Regions from separate parts of the Homo sapiens genome. Here region 2 is linked to region 1. The links are chromatin contacts, found by Hi-C or POLR2A ChIA-PET in ENCODE. All regions are on one chromosome and are shown on one strand. Each heading gives the region's core, a stretch centred on a gene start or an enhancer-like site at or near the end of the contact. The rest is flanking DNA. Distances are from core to core; before and after follow the strand shown. Region 1 holds the start of MYO18B-AS1 (MYO18B antisense RNA 1). Region 2 overlaps MYO18B (myosin XVIIIB).

Region 1 (7,503 bases), core at 2,002-4,501:
TCCAACTATCCCTCGTCTACATTCTAACCAGTTCACACTCTAACAAATGGTGTGCTAGTAAATGGCTCCCTGGAAAAAAACAAAAAGCCCTGATTTGTAGCACTTGCCAATTTCCCTGGTGTAAATACTCCCACCATGGCCAATTTCAAACTACCATTGTGATGTCACTAACATGGAATTTGAAAGGGATGCACAGAATTAGCTCTGTGCATCTCTTTCAAGTCGGTACCAGCTGACTCTGGCACACCACTGATTCCAGCCACACTCAGTTTTTTTTCTTCTCCTTCCAAAAATGCCTGATTCTTTCTCACCTCTGGGACTTTGCATGTGCTATTTCTTCTTCCCCGAGCAATCTTTCTTTTTCTCTCCTGCCTAGATATCTCCAACTATTCTTAAGATCTTAGCTTAAATGTCACTCTCTCCAGAAAGTCTTTGCTGACGCAGATTGGGTTGGGAGTCCCTGAGTTGTCTTCCAAAACATAGGCCTCATCATGTTGTATTGTAATTACCTACTCACTTCATAGTCTCTCCCATTCGATATCGGAGCCATAGGGTGGAGGTTATATTTGTGTATCTATTCTATTCTCAACGTGAGCAAAAAGTATCATGTGATTGCCTTGCAGAGGTGGGCCTGGGTGAGATCACATGGGATTTTATAAACAATGGAAGTGACTCTTGATATCCTCTATGCTGATGGTGATGATTTTAGTGGTCGCTTTCAAGGTGAACATTGCATCGTGGTCCTCAAGAGACATCTTGAACCATAGATAAACACAGATGGACAACTGCAGGAAAGCAGCCCAGTTCTTTAATAACAAATTATAAAGTTGAGTCAGTTTCCCTGATGAAGGGGGATATTTATGCTACATTAAAAAGTAATAAAACAGCAACCTTTTCTGAGCAGCAGAATATAAGAGAACATCCCATTTGCCTTCAAATACTGAATTTAGAATTACAGGCTTCATTAACTCAGAGTTTTGCTTATTTAAAGCAATTTTTTAATGAGGCCATTTCTTCAAAGCCAGTGTGCTGAGTTGCGTGCTCTTTCCCAGATCTAAACTAGGACATTTGGGAGAGTGTTTCCTGGAGGAAGATGCAAGAGTCTTGACTTTTGTTTGTTTAAGGCCGTGTGCATTCTGGTATTAATTCAGTCCATGCAAAGTGCCATTTGCTGCTTTAACCTTTAAGGCTTGTCACTTGGGATTCCGGGTCAGATTTTCTAGGTATGTCATTTTGGCTGCTCTGTGGCTAATCCTCACATATCCCTTCTGATCATGTCGGCTGGTGGGGATATGAGTTATCCGGTGGCTCAGGGGTCATCAAGTTGAGGCAGGGTAGGTAAAGTCTGTGGGTGCATTGGCTGGAGGTTTATTGAGCAAAAGTAAAATCAACCTTAAGAGATTGATGGAATTATCCCCACTTTACCTCTGAGCAAACTGAGGCTCAGAAAAGTAGCTTCCTGGAGGTGACCCTGGAGGAAGGTAGTCAAGACAGGGTCTCCCCATTCCAGCATCTGCTGTTTTCTCATTACACACCTTGGAAATAGCAACTCCTTGAAATACAAAGTAAAAAGCTCGTTCCATGCCCACAGAGCCGGGTAATTCATTCTATTACTCTTACAGCTTGGGGAGTTGCAAAGTGCTTATGACGGGGCCAAGAAGATGGCTCACCAACTGAAGAGGAAGTGCCACCATCTTACCTGTGACCTTGAGGATACCTGCGTCCTGCTAGAGAACCAACAAAGTCGAAACCATGAGCTGGAGAAGAAGCAGAAGAAGTGAGTTGCATCTCTCACCATCACCTGGGCTGCCAGGGTGGGCTACATTGGAGCTGGCGTTTTCTGGGGTATCCAGGTTCTCCTAACTCCCTCACTTCAACTCCCTTGTTTTGCTCTAATCTTCCTCCCTGTCCCGTCACACCTTATTCCTGTATGGTTCTCCCAAGAATCCAGCAAGAAATTATTCTTTTCTCTTAGCCAGCCTCAACTATGTGGCCAATTGATCTTGTGACCTTGGGGAACTTTCTTTGCCTTTCTGGGCCTTAACATCCCCATTTGTCGAGTGAAGGGTTTGTTGCAGACGGTCAAGACAGCATGGCGATTAGGAGCCCAGGCATTGATATAAAAGTCATCTCATTCAAGTCCTAAAGGTGCCTCTTTCTAGATGTGTGACCTTGAGCAGGTCATTCAGTCCTTCCCAGCCAGATTCCTTATCCGTAGGTTGGTGATAAGATCGCCCCCTTGTGCTGAGGACTAAATGATGCAGTCAGTACATCTAAGTGGACTGATCCTGGTTCCTCTTCCTGTTGGTGAAAATTGGGCTAGAGAATAAGGAGGAGGCCAAAATATGGCCTTCTCATTTAGGACTTGGACTCTCAGATCACGTGAGCCATTCTGGCAGAGACTGGGCCTTGTGCACCAGCAAGATGCTAATCTTGAATCTGCACGGTGTGGTTCCCATATTTGCATTCCCTTTGGGTTGCTGTTACAGTGAGGCGATGGTGGAGCCTGGATTTGTACCCAGATTCGCACACTCATAGGCTTCTTCATGCAAAACCTCAGAACCTGTGATGCTTGGACGCCTTGGCTGTGTCTAAAGTTCTCCAGCTCACTCGGTGAGGGGAAAGGTATACAGGGGTCCTGTTTTGAGCCAGCCAAGTCCTAATGGAGATGTCATACTAGGCAAATAGGTGGGAAGCAGCCTCTTTTAGAAGGCCCATGATAAAATACAGAAAAATGTTCCTGTGTGAGCCAAGATGTGAATTTGTGGAAACTGCCTCCTTTCCAAGAAGTAGGAAGGAGAATTATATTTCCATGGAGGTGGCATAGATTTTGAACTTGATCTGCATTAAATATTATTTATCTTATTTATCCTACAGCTTTCCTGAGCTGGCTTCTTCATCTGACAAAGGTCTTTGGGGGATTGTTAGCGTGCTCTGCATCCCCAAAATAAGAAAGATTTATTTTTTGTTTATTGATATCTCACTCTGTTCCCCTTTCCACCTCCCTGTGGGTGCTCTGGCTGAACCTTACCCCTGCAGTGGGGAAAATGGCTTGGCTCCATCTTGGCCACCTGCTGTGTGTCCTTGGCAAATAACACCACCTCTCTGGGCCAGAGAGTGACTGATGGTTCAGATGGTGCAGAAGTCTCAGTTTAACAGGTCATCTGATCTGGAAGAATGGCTCTGACATATACCCCTGTCTGTGAAACAAGAGGTTGGGACTCCATCATTCCCCAAGTTTCTCCCAGCTGTGACCCTCTTGGCCCCCAACTATGGGTTCTACTCCTGTTCTGAGAGGCCTAACTGAGGGTTTCAACTCTCTGATGAGTAAGGGGCCAGCCTCTGGAGTTTGTGCAGCCAGAAAATTCCATCTGTCTGGTCTTTCCTTTTCCCTTTGGACAGAATCCCTCATTCCAGGCACTTATGAATCTCCCCAGGATACCCCCCAAGCAAAGTTCCTATTTCTTCATATTTGCATGCCCTCCTCTCAAAACTTAGCTTTCTTGTGATGCCCTCTGCTCTGTTACCATCTCTAGGCAGAAGCTAATTTATGTTTTGATGCCAATTGCAGATAGCAGGCATTACCTTTCCAGGTAGATTAGCATTTTATGTCTCAGTCTAACTGTGGAAGTTCAGGCAGAATGACTATGGTGAAGGGAAAATTTAGAAGTCAGTAATACTTCCTTGCATCTCTCGATGCTTAATCGAAATGTAGATGCAGCTGCCTCCTGAGTTTGCTGGGCCCAGGATAGAGTGATGCCTCCACATTGGTAGAGTTCTCTGTTTCCCGCTTTGGCTTCTAAGTTCAGAGTGGCCTGGGATGGTTTCATTTTGGTTGGATTGTTTGTGGCATGATTACCCTATGGGTCACAAAGCTTGGTTCTGAGGGCTGATGAAATTCCGGGTAAGCCCTGTGCTAGACTCACTGATTCCCACACTCAAGGGTGGCTGGACCCAAGGCCCTTTCTTAACAGATTGAAGGTTGTGTGCAAACCTATCTGGCCTCAGGCAATTGGCTGGTCAGTGTGGGCTGTTTGCTAGGAGCTGGTGTTTGTAGTAGCTATTCTTTGGCATCAAGTGGCCTGTTAAGTCAAGGACTCCTCTGCACCATCAGTTACTGTCTGGTCCCTACTGTCTTACCTCACCTGTCCCAGGAATGGACAGGTAGATGGGGGACTAGCTAAGACATTAGGGAAGCCCAAGTCCATTTCTACCACTTTGGAATTTGGGGCTGAATCACTCCTCCTCTCCGAGTGATTTCAGTTTCCTCCTCAGTGAATGGATCGAATAACATGTTTCTTGCTGAACTGTTGTAAGGACGACATGGATCCCAGCCCAGGACCTGACACACTGGGACTGCTGGATCATCACCCTCATCACAATGCTTCCATTCAGAGGCAGCAAATAGTGCCCCTTGAATGATGTCACCAACAGCCAATCAGAAAGCTCCTGAGCTGTTCCAACAGGAGGGCTCCATTATGATTGGGTCTCTCAGAAGTCTGAGACTTTGAATGATAGTCTAGTATTAAGGAACACTGGATAGTCTTATAATAAGCGAGACTTTCTTGCCACCAAAGGCCAAACCCCATGCCCACTTCTGCCATATCAAGATCTCTGGAACAATGGGACTTCCTGTTTGGGCCAAGGGGAAGTGACTGAAAGTCACACCTTACTGAGGCTTGGCAAAGCCTTCTCTATCGGTTTCCTCACCTGTGATACTGCCAGGAGGCTGAGACAACTGAACAGAGTGACATAACATCCAGGAGGGGCTTCTCACCCAGTGGTCATCACAGAAGGGCAGGAGGGCCCCTAACAAGGCATTAATTCCCTGGATGACTTTCAGTAGGACTGACTAGTCTTTGTGTTTTCTGCTTGAGAAACAAATGAGGACAAGAATGTATAAATGTCCATCATTTTATTGATAATCAGCATGCTTTAGTATGGCATATGAGAGTATAAGCCAGACAATATGTTAAAATATGAAATGTAGAATATCCTCATTCTACTTACATCCATTCGTTTGTTCATTGGTCAGGAAATATTGGAAGTCAAATGGGGCCTGGTAGATTTAAGGGGCCTTGACATATGCTGGCAGACCAGATAGATCAGGTTTTTGGGTTGGTTTTTTTTTTTTTTTTTTTTTTTTGAGACAAGGTCTTGCTCTGTCACCCAGACTGGAGTGCAGTGGCACAATCATGGCTCACTGCAGCCTTGGCCTCCTGGGCTCAAGGGATCCTCCCACCTCAGCCTCCAGAGTAGCTGGGATTACAAGTGCATGCCACGATGCCCAGGTAATTTTAAATTTTAAATTTTTAAAGTTTAAAAATTTTAAAAATAGAGATGGGGTCTCACTTTGTTGACCAGGCTGGTCTTTAACTCCTGGCCCCAAGTGATCCTCCTTCCTCGGCCTCTCAAAGTGTTGGGATTACAGGCGTGAGCCACCATGCCTGGCCACCTTTAAAATATATCCTTTATTCTATATCTGTATATAGTTTTATTCTATTTTTATTCCTGTCCATATATTTTTATTAGATTTTAGGGTTAGCATTTAGATTAGCATTTTAGTAGGGAGATGATGGGGGCAGCAGAAGTCTCAGTCTAACAGTGGAAATTCAGGCAGAATGACTATGGTGAGGGAGAAATCTAGAATTATAAGTATATCGAATAGTTCTGTGGCAAGTCTACCTCAACCCTAAAAATTGCTCTGTGGTTTTTCAGATTCCCACCCTACATCCACAGCCTTACGTAAAAGCATTGAGAAAAACTTCCAACTTCTCATACTTTCTCTATCTCTCTTCTTCCTTTTGCTCTCTTTCTAATGGTTCTTGGGAAACTAGCGGCCTCTCTGCAGCCCCTCCCTGCCCCTGCCTCAATCACTCCCCTGCCCACCTGCCTACGGGGCCCTGACACGTGCTCTGCTTTGCACAGGTTTGACCTGCAGCTGGCCCAGGCCCTAGGTGAGTCAGTGTTTGAGAAGGGTCTCCGTGAGAAAGTGACCCAGGAGAACACCAGTGTCCGGTGGGAGCTAGGCCAGCTTCAGCAGCAGCTGAAGGTAAGGGATGGGGGACACAGAGCTATCTTGGCTCTTGGTGGCTAAATCTCGGGAAACTGCATCGTGCACCTGCTGCAAATGGTGACAGAGAGAAAACTTCACAAGGGTATCCTGGTCTGTCAAGCAGCTGAATCCCAGTGTGTCTTAATAAAATAGCAAATGGTGGCTGGTAAATTGATAATCAGACTTTGAGCAAGATTGATGTCTTGATCTTGCTTCAGTTACCTGCACAGGTTCCGAGGTGCTTACCTGGGAGGTATAACAGGCTCAGCAGAGAATGAGTTAGCTATAACCTTGTCCAGGAGCAATGTCCTGGTCCAAGCAGGCTCCAATGCAGAGAGATTTTACTAAAATACAACACGGGTGCCTCACTCAGCTGCTCCTCATCCTTTTGTGGTTCTCTACTACTCGCAGGAGAACCTCTGAGCGCTTTAGCCTGGCGTTCAACTCCTTCACGATCTGGCCCAAAGTTATTTGATCCTGGAGCTGACTTTGTAACCTGGAAGAGTCATTTCTGAGCACTTTGCCTCCCTGCTCCAACATCTCAATCCCAGCCTCAGACGGCACACAGGGAAGCTTTAGCTGTGTGCCTCCACTTCCCTTACAAATGGGGTCAACCCTTCCTGTAGGTGCTCTGAGATCGAACTCTAGGGACAATTTATTCCAATCCTACCTCCCACCCCCAACTCCATGCCTGTAGGAGCTATACCAAGAGCAGCCCTTGCTGGTGTCCCACAGGGGGCGCTGTGAGGGACGGTGGGGTCCAGGTGGAAATGGCAGGCATTGGAAAGTGGAAAACGCCACTCCAGCCCCAGTTGGTTGTAGAGGTATCCCTGGGGGAGGAGGGAGGCATACTCATGTGACTCCAGATCTCTGTCCTCTTTGTCTCTGTAGCAAAAGGAGCAGGAAGCCTCACAGCTGAAGCAGCAGGTGGAGATGCTACAGGACCATAAACGGGAGCTGCTGGGGTCACCCTCTCTGGGGGAAAATTGCGTTGCTGGCTTGAAGGAGAGGCTCTGGAAGTTGGAATCCAGCGCCCTTGAGCAACAGAAAATCCAGAGCCAGCAGGAAAACACCATCAAGCAGCTGGAGCAGGTAGGAAAGCCCTGTCTCAGGGCAACACCCTGTCCCATGTCTCCAATGCAGAGTGATGTTATTAAAATACAATGTGGGTGCCTCACTTGGCTGCTCCTCATCCTTCAATGGCTCCCTATTATCCCAGGGAACCTTTAAGCTCCTAAGTCTGACATTCAGATCCTTCCTGATCCAGCTCTCCCCTGCAAGGTTCAGTGTCACCTCCTCAGAGAAGCCTGCCTTAATCATCTTGCAAATAGCTCCCACTAGGTTGCATTCATTTCCCATCTCCTTAGCTGGGTTGCTTTACTCTCTGGTACCTGCCATCGTATTAGATAGTATTTTTTAAAAGTTTGCTTTATGCCTTTCTCTCTCAT
Region 2 (7,503 bases), core at 1,414-3,913, 43 kb after region 1:
CTCAGGTATGTCTTTATTAGTAGTGTGAGAACAGACTAATACGCATGGGAAAAATCAAAGTTCAGTAACCTGCCCAAGGTCACAGGCTCATAGATGGAGGTACTGGGACTGAAATCCCAATTCTGCCTGACCTTTGGGTCTGCTCCTAACCACCACATGATACTGTGTGATGTTAAACATCCCCCCGGTGGTAGAGAACATAGAGAGAATGCAACCTCTCCTTCCCTCCCATTCTTTGACCCTAGATGGAGCTCATCTCATCTTACCCCTGTGAACTCCAGGCTTCCAGGACCCACAATCACAGAAGAGTCAGGGCCCCACCAAATATCCCCAGGCCAAAGCTTAGCAGCACTTAATTTATGCATAAGATCTGAAGCATGTTTCCCTCTGTAACTACAGTATGGGGAGGACTTGGAATGAACATTTTACTATTTAGTAGAAGAAGGGTCCTATCCCAAGGGAATAGTAGGCAATGAAGCCCTCCGTAGATGCCTGCCTTGCAGAATTCGAGCAGATCTGGGGAAGCCGGGCTGATTTAATTAGAGAACAATAGAATGACTTAGTACGCACGGAGGAAGGTGCTTTTTCTAGCTATTGAAAGTGTTTTGGTGCTTTGTACCCACATACTCATGCCATTGTTCTATTGATTTTACAAAAAGTAAAAATTGGAAGAGAAACAAAAATCTAATGAACTTAAACTAAAATCAAATCAGATGTGTTGTTGAGGGTCTATTGGGATCCAGCCCACACTAGGTCGGGAGACAGATGGAAATTGCAGGACCTTCATCTCACCCTAAACCTCTCCACCCCTGAGAGGCCTTGTCCATGGGGACGTGATGATTACTCAGAGTCGAAAGGTGGGAAGTGTCAGCTGTCACCTCAGGTCCTCATTGTCACACTGGCCACAAGGGTTGGAGAGTGAACATCAATAATTCTTCCCTGTCGCCTGTCAACCCAACCACCTTTACTACCCACTGCTCTCTGATGGCTCTTCCTGGAGCTCCTCAGGGGAAGGCATTTTCAAAGGCGAGTCTGGCCAGTGTTGCGCCACTGAAGGATCTGATCTCTGTCCTTAACATGACTTGCCACCGACTTCATAAAAACATCAGTCAAACAGCCTCCGTATGGAAATAATGTGCAGTGAATTCTTCTTATGCTGGGTCATCCATAATAAAAAATCAGCCAGAGGTGGCCCCATATTTCTTTCTGCTCCCTAAAGTGCAATAAATTGAAACTTTTAAAGCTCAGCATGAAGACAGCTTGTCAGCAGCGGCCTGGGGCCTGCCCCGTGGAGGTCTTGGGCTGGGAAATGCCTGGTCTGGTCTATCCAGATCCTCTTAAAATCTAGACCTGCTTGACTTGTGTGCCTCTGGGACACTGACCTCCCTCTACCCATCCCAGTGGAACAGGAAGGCTAAAATTCCTCAAGATGGTCAGTGCTGAGGCCCTGCTTATCCTGACTGTGTAAACTTGGCCCATTCTTTTGGCTTCCGCTTCATTTTCTTTCTCTCTAAAATGGAGTTAAAAATTCCCACTTCCCAGGGATGAAAGGAGCTCACAACGACAATTGTTACCATTTTGTAATGTTTTCTCACTGCCAGACACTGTGTAAGCACTTTGCATGTTTTCATCCATGTATCCTGCAGACATCCTGTGATGGAACCATCCCTATTTTATAGAGGAGGAAAACTGAGGCATAGCAAGACGGTGCTGCTGGCAGAAGCAGACTGCCTCAGGTCTGGCTCCAGTGCCCAAGCTCTGAACCACACACACAGTGAAATCTGGCACTTAGTGTTGGTAACGTTGGTTTCCTTCCTCTGTCCTTCGGAATGAATGTGTTCATCCCTGGCAGGTTCCAGGAATGATGCATATTTCCACCACATTTGCTCAAACTCCGAGTTCTGTCATTTTACAGACTCCCAACTTAGTCCAGGCTCTCCTGATGCTGCCTAAGAGGTTTCCGTTATAGCACGAAACCACTGAGCTGTTTTCTCTGCAACAGAGCTCTCTCTTTATTTTGATCCATTCCGTCTGTGTGGTCAGACCTCCCAGTGAGTGGCTTTCTATGAGGGGCAGTGAAGCTCAGTAGTTAAGAGCTTGGGCTCTGGCGTTGGAGCAAGCAGGCTCTCCACAGACCAGCTCTGTGATGGTGAACAAGTCACTTCCCCTCTGTGTGTCTCAGAGTCCGCCTTTATCAAAAGGTCCTAATGGTGGCACCTTTCTCCTAGAGGTGCTGTGGGGCTGTCATGAAGCAAGGCAGAGAAAGCACAGTGCCTTGAACATGGTCCCCAAGCAACAGTAGCAGGTGGGACTGCTAATGCCAAAACCATCAGGGCCAAGATAATCCTATCTCCAGCCCAGTATGAGCTAAGAAGGCCAGCAGCTGTCTCCATTGACTGCTGTCTGTGTTCATCTCTCTCTGGGGATAAGTCGTCCCTCTCTCTGCTTGCTCCAAGGAAAGAAGGGAAAGGAAAGAGCATTTCTGGATCATGCACCATTATGCCATCTATAAAATGGGGATAAAAATAGAGTCTCCTTTCTCCAGGGGCTCCGAGGACTGGCGGGATCATGCTGCTGAAACCCTCTGCTGAAGTAGGGGCTGGGCAGATGGGAACTGTGTCATCGTGTTCTGCTTTGCCCTGTTGCTTTATTTACAATGACTCTCTCTTGCCTCCTGGCTCCCAGCCCAGCTCCTTGGCCTGGCAGAGGGGCCCTGCGTGAGGCCTCCTCTTCCACCATTAGTTATCTGACATCATCTCCCTTGATGGCCCATCTGCTCCTGCCGCCCAGACCTTTTGTTGTTTGCATGCCCTGCTGTGCCGATTCTTCCATTTCTTTCCACTTCCACCCCTTCCACCCCGGCTGGAGCACCTCCACCGCCTCCTTCCTGCAGGACCATGGCGATCCCCTCACTGGCTGCCCTATTTGCAATCTGGTCCCACCCTCCCCACAGCAGCCAGAGGGAGATTAGGCCACCTACCTCCTTAGAAACCATCCATGGCTTCCTGGCAGACTGAAATAAAATCTAAGCTTTGTAGCCCAGCTCACAAGCCTCAGAGATGTGACCCGCGTCCACATCTTCAGCATCTCCTCCTCCTCTCCTTCTCTGTGCAGCTGCCCTGCCGCACTAGTGAGGTTTCTGTTCCTCAGCACCACCGTTAGTTCCTGTCTCTGCCTCAGGGCCTTTGCACTTGCTATTGCTGCTGCCCAGTGCGCTCTGCACATGGCCATCTACTTTGCATCTTGTTTCTTTCTTTCCTTTTTTTTTTTTTTTTTTTTTTTCTGAGACGGAGTTTCGGTCTTGTTACCCAGGCTGGAGTGCAATGGTGCGATCTCGGCTCACTGCAACCTCTGCCTCCCGGGTTCAAGCAATTTTCCTGCCTCAGCCTCCCAAGTAGCTGGGATTACAGGTATGTACCACCATACCCGGCTAATTTTTTTGTATTTTTAATAGAGATGGGGTTTCACCATGTTGGTCAGGCTGGTCTTGAACTCCTGACCTCAGGTGATCTGCCCGTCTCAACCTCCCACAGTGCTGGGATTACAGGTGTGAGCCACCGCAACCAGCCCTTCCTTTGCATCTTTTAGGTCTTAGCTTAAGTGCTTCTCCTTCATGAGTCCTCTGACTTCTCAAAAGAGGGGCTGGTTTTGCCCTGCCTGCCTTCAGGGCAGCCCTATCACCCACCTCCTAGCCATGGCAGAGGCACTTGAGTTACCTGCTGGAAAATAAGACCAGGCCTGACATCTCACTTCTTCTGTCCATTATGCTCTAACAAGGCCAATTACCTTCCTTTGCTCTACATCAATTTTCTCAGTGTGTCTCAATCCCTCCCATTTGCCGACTGAAATGGGCCCCCAGCCCTCTTTTGCTGGGCCCAACTGCAGGAATACATTTTTCTCAGGGGCTGGAAAAGGGGGTTTTGTGAGTTGTGACCCATCCCTCTCTGAGCCCCGAATGTTTACCTTAGGTGATTTCTAAGAGTGTTTTCTGTTCCGAGATACAGAAAAGGGGGATAAGAGGGCCAACGGGACTTACTGTAGACCTGCTAAATGTTCAGCACTCTGAATGTGCAGGCATCCTGCTGTGAGCTGAACATTATAAATGAGCTGAGTTAGGCTGGGCATGGTGGCTCACGCCTGTAATCCTAGCACTGTGGGAGGCCGAGGCGGGCAGATCACAAGGTCAGGAGTTCAAGACCAGCCTGGCCAATATGATGAAACCCCGTCTCTACTAAAAAACAAAAATTAGCCGTGCATGGTGGCAGGCGCCTGTAGTCCCAGCTACTCCAGAGGCTGAGGCAGGAGAATCGCTGGAACCCGGGAGGTGGAGGTCGCAGTGAGCTGAGATCGTGGCACTGCACTCCATCGTGGGCGACAGAGCAAGACTCCATCTCAAAAAAAAAAAAAAAAAAGCTGAGTTAGAGTTCAGAAGAGGCAGCTGCCAACTGCAGAATGGATTTAGGGTATGTGCATGAATATGGGTTTCTCCAGTGGGGCGTGTCTGTCACCTGGGGCCACGTACATAAGTAATTGGATGAATCTTGATGACTCCACTTTGCTAGGATAGGAGGCCTACTGTGTGCAGCTGGGAGGAAAAGAGAGAAAGAAAAGTGTGAGAAAGAGCTTTATTTAAGTCGGTGTCTCTTAGCCTTCGAGGATCTAGTGAAAGCTATGAACCCAGCAAAATGCTAAATGCTCACATGCAGAATATTTTGCATACCCTTTTAAAGGGGGTCTGTGGACCCACTTTTAACCCTGAACCCTGGTTAAGAAACTTCCACTTGGCTGGTTCCCATGGGCCGTCAAACCACCTCCTACAGGAAGCCTCCCTCAATTCCCATCCTGTGTTTCCACTGTGCCAGTGTCACCCTCTTTCCTCTACTGCACAAAGAGGTTGTCATTAGCTGTTCTTGCCTGTCTCCCACTGAGAGGGCAGGGGCCAGCTTGATTGTTCCCTGCATGTCCAGTGCCTGGCACTGAATGGGCTTCAGCAAGGATTTGCTGAATGGAACTGAAGAATAACTCCTGGTGATGCACCAGGGGTGACATTTTGAGTGGGCTCAGAACCTGGCAGCTTCAAATGCAAATTTATTTGCTTTCTCCCAGGTGTGAGTTGATGAATAGTTGTGAAGACATGAGGGCCGCCTGTATATTAATCCCATGCCTGGGAGGGGCTGGGCTGAGCTAGAGGGGAAGGACATTGAAGGAGGCAGCCTCATGAGGAGGCCTCTCCTCTCCCCTCGCCTCCCCTCTCCCCTCGCCTCCCCTCCCCTCCCCTCGCCTCCCCTCGCCTCCCCTCCCCTCCCCTCGCCTCCCCTCCCCTCGCCTCCCCTCCCCTCCCCTCCCCTCGCCTCCCCTCCCCTCCCCTCCCCTCGCCTCCCCTCCCCTCCCCTCCCCTCCCCTCGCCTCCCCTCCCCTCCCCTCCCCTCGCCTCCCCTCCCCTCCCCTCGCCTCCCCTACCCTCCCCTCACCTCCCCTTGCCTTGCCTCGCCTCGCCTCCCCTCCCCTCTCCCTTCCCCTCCGCTCTCTTCCCCCCTCCCCTCCCACCTCCCCTCCCCTCCCCTCCCACCTCCCCTCCCCTCCCACCTCCCCTCCCCTCCCACCTTCCCTCCCCTCCCCACCTCCCTTCCCCTCTTCCCTTCTCATTTTCTTTTCTTCTCTTCTCCACCTCTTGCCTGGTCCAGCTGGAGCAGAGTGAAGCCAAGTGTGAGGAGGCCTTGAAGACGCAGAAGGTGCTCACAGCGGACCTGGAGAGCATGCACAGCGAGCTGGAGAACATGACGCGGAACAAGAGCCTGGTACCTGTCCCTTCCTGCAGCTGCAGGGACCTGGGCCAGCATAGGCCTCTGGGAGCTAGTGTGGGCCTAGTGTGCGCTCAGCACTATAGGAAGTATGAGGACATTTATTGTAAACCTACCAGGTAGCACCTTGGAGGTACAGACATCCATTGTAGGCCTTTTATGTGCTCAGCTCTGTAAGAGGGACAAGGGGACTTATTGTAGACCTACTAGGTGCTCAGCGTTCTGAATGTGCAGGCATCCTACTGTCAGCTGAGCATTATAAAGATATAAGGGCATCAGCGAGGCTCAACTGTGTGTTCCCATCTGCAACGATAAGCAAGGAAGTCTGTTGTGGACATAATGGGTGCTCAGTGCTGTGAATGTGCATCTGATGTGAGCTTGTTATTTGCTCAGTACCCAATGTGGAAACACAACTGTATGTTGTGTGCCCACCCTGCTTGCCACTCTAAGTGGTTCTCAGACATCTGCTGTGGTCCTACTGTGTGCTCACCATCATGAGATGGAACTTGTTCCTTATTGTGGGGCTACTGCATGTCCCCTCTAGTAAGTGGAGACAAGGGCATCTCTTGGCCCGCTTAGGCTTATTACCAGGAGAAGATTTGAGCCATTTATTATGGAACTACCCTGTGCTCACCCCTGAATGGGGACACATGGACATATATTGTCGATGTATTATTTTGGTGAGAATTGGATGTAGGTTTCCAAGTCCCCTATCTGGGTGTACAGGGTTGGCTTAGATTTATACTCAATGTATAAAACACTAAAGTTTAGGTATAGTTCGAGTTTTATAGGCAAATGCTTATCTCAAGATCTCTGTGGGCCTTTTTGTCCCTTATGTTGTTGGAACTTGCCTACAAGCATTCACACACACACATACACATACATGCGCACACGTGTATACACAGGAATGAATGTACATATTCACGTGCGATCACCAGGCACACATACAAAATAAATGCCCTCCGTATAGGTAACCTGTGCCTCCAAGTTTATTCATCCACCCAATACATATTTATTGAGCACCTGTTATAGGGCTGGCCTGGTGCTTGCTGCTGAGGTTATGTTTGTGGACAGAACAAAGTCCCTGTTCTCAGGGAGAGCGCCGGGATTTGCATTTTCATATATGTACTAGGCACATTTAAAATGTGCACACATAGATTCCCAAGTGGGATTGCACAGACATAAATTCATACACACATACACCCTGAATTCATAGTCACATGTAATGCCTAATACACACACACACACACACACACACACACACACACACACACACACACACACACACACCAAGCTGTTATACCTACCACATGCATTGGTAACCACAGCCACTCTTAAACATTGATGGTCACTCACCTCACACACCTATAGGCAAGCCCCTCTTTGCTCTTCCTCTGGACCTTGCTGCCCATCCCTCACCCTCTCACCTTGCCTTGACCACTGATCTGCCTCCCCCAGGTGGATGAGCAGCTGTACAGGCTGCAGTTTGAGAAGGCGGACCTCCTGAAGCGCATCGATGAGGACCAGGATGACCTGAATGAGCTGATGCAGAAGCACAAGGACCTCATTGCTCAGGTAGTGAATGAGACCTTGGTGGAAGAAGCTCAGGGACTTGGGGTGGGGTGAATGGGGAATGTTGAGAAGGTGATGTGGTTGGACTACTCCCTGGTCTTAACATCTTGGAGGGATAAGTGCACAGAGA

What was found. Hi-C counts contacts between places; a loop is a spot of excess contacts on that map. ChIA-PET counts read pairs that join two places held with the same protein, here RNA polymerase II (POLR2A).
Region 2: a loop to region 1 is called in a map of dorsolateral prefrontal cortex, with 2.1 times the contacts of the local background. The contact joins the enhancer-like site here to the promoter of MYO18B-AS1 in region 1. A Hi-C loop is called at or near these places in 4 of 168 maps with a recorded cell type or tissue (CD4-positive, alpha-beta T cell, aorta, dorsolateral prefrontal cortex and 1 more). POLR2A ChIA-PET finds 5 or more read pairs at or near these places in 2 of 52 experiments (H1 and WTC11).

Annotation. Positions count from the first base shown.
Region 1 is chr22:25,896,685-25,904,187 of GRCh38, forward strand. It overlaps MYO18B-AS1 (MYO18B antisense RNA 1), which reads right to left and starts at 3,252. Exons shown (of 3, transcript XR_938086.3): 1 at 3,032-3,252. MYO18B (myosin XVIIIB) reads left to right here. Exons shown (of 44, transcript NM_032608.7): 29 at 1,623-1,777; 30 at 5,929-6,052; 31 at 6,947-7,147.
Region 2 is chr22:25,940,453-25,947,955 of GRCh38, forward strand. MYO18B (myosin XVIIIB) reads left to right here. Exons shown (of 44, transcript NM_032608.7): 35 at 5,685-5,798; 36 at 7,260-7,376. Among named protein-coding and RNA genes, the nearest start is that of MYO18B-AS1, 44 kb to the left of the region's middle. RefSeq lists enhancers at 2,232-2,769, 2,770-3,306. Within about 2 kb of position 2,664, at least 6 of the 41 ENCODE cell types and tissues checked have a DNase peak (open chromatin) inside an H3K27ac peak, as active enhancers do; they include dorsolateral prefrontal cortex, where a contact is called at or near this core.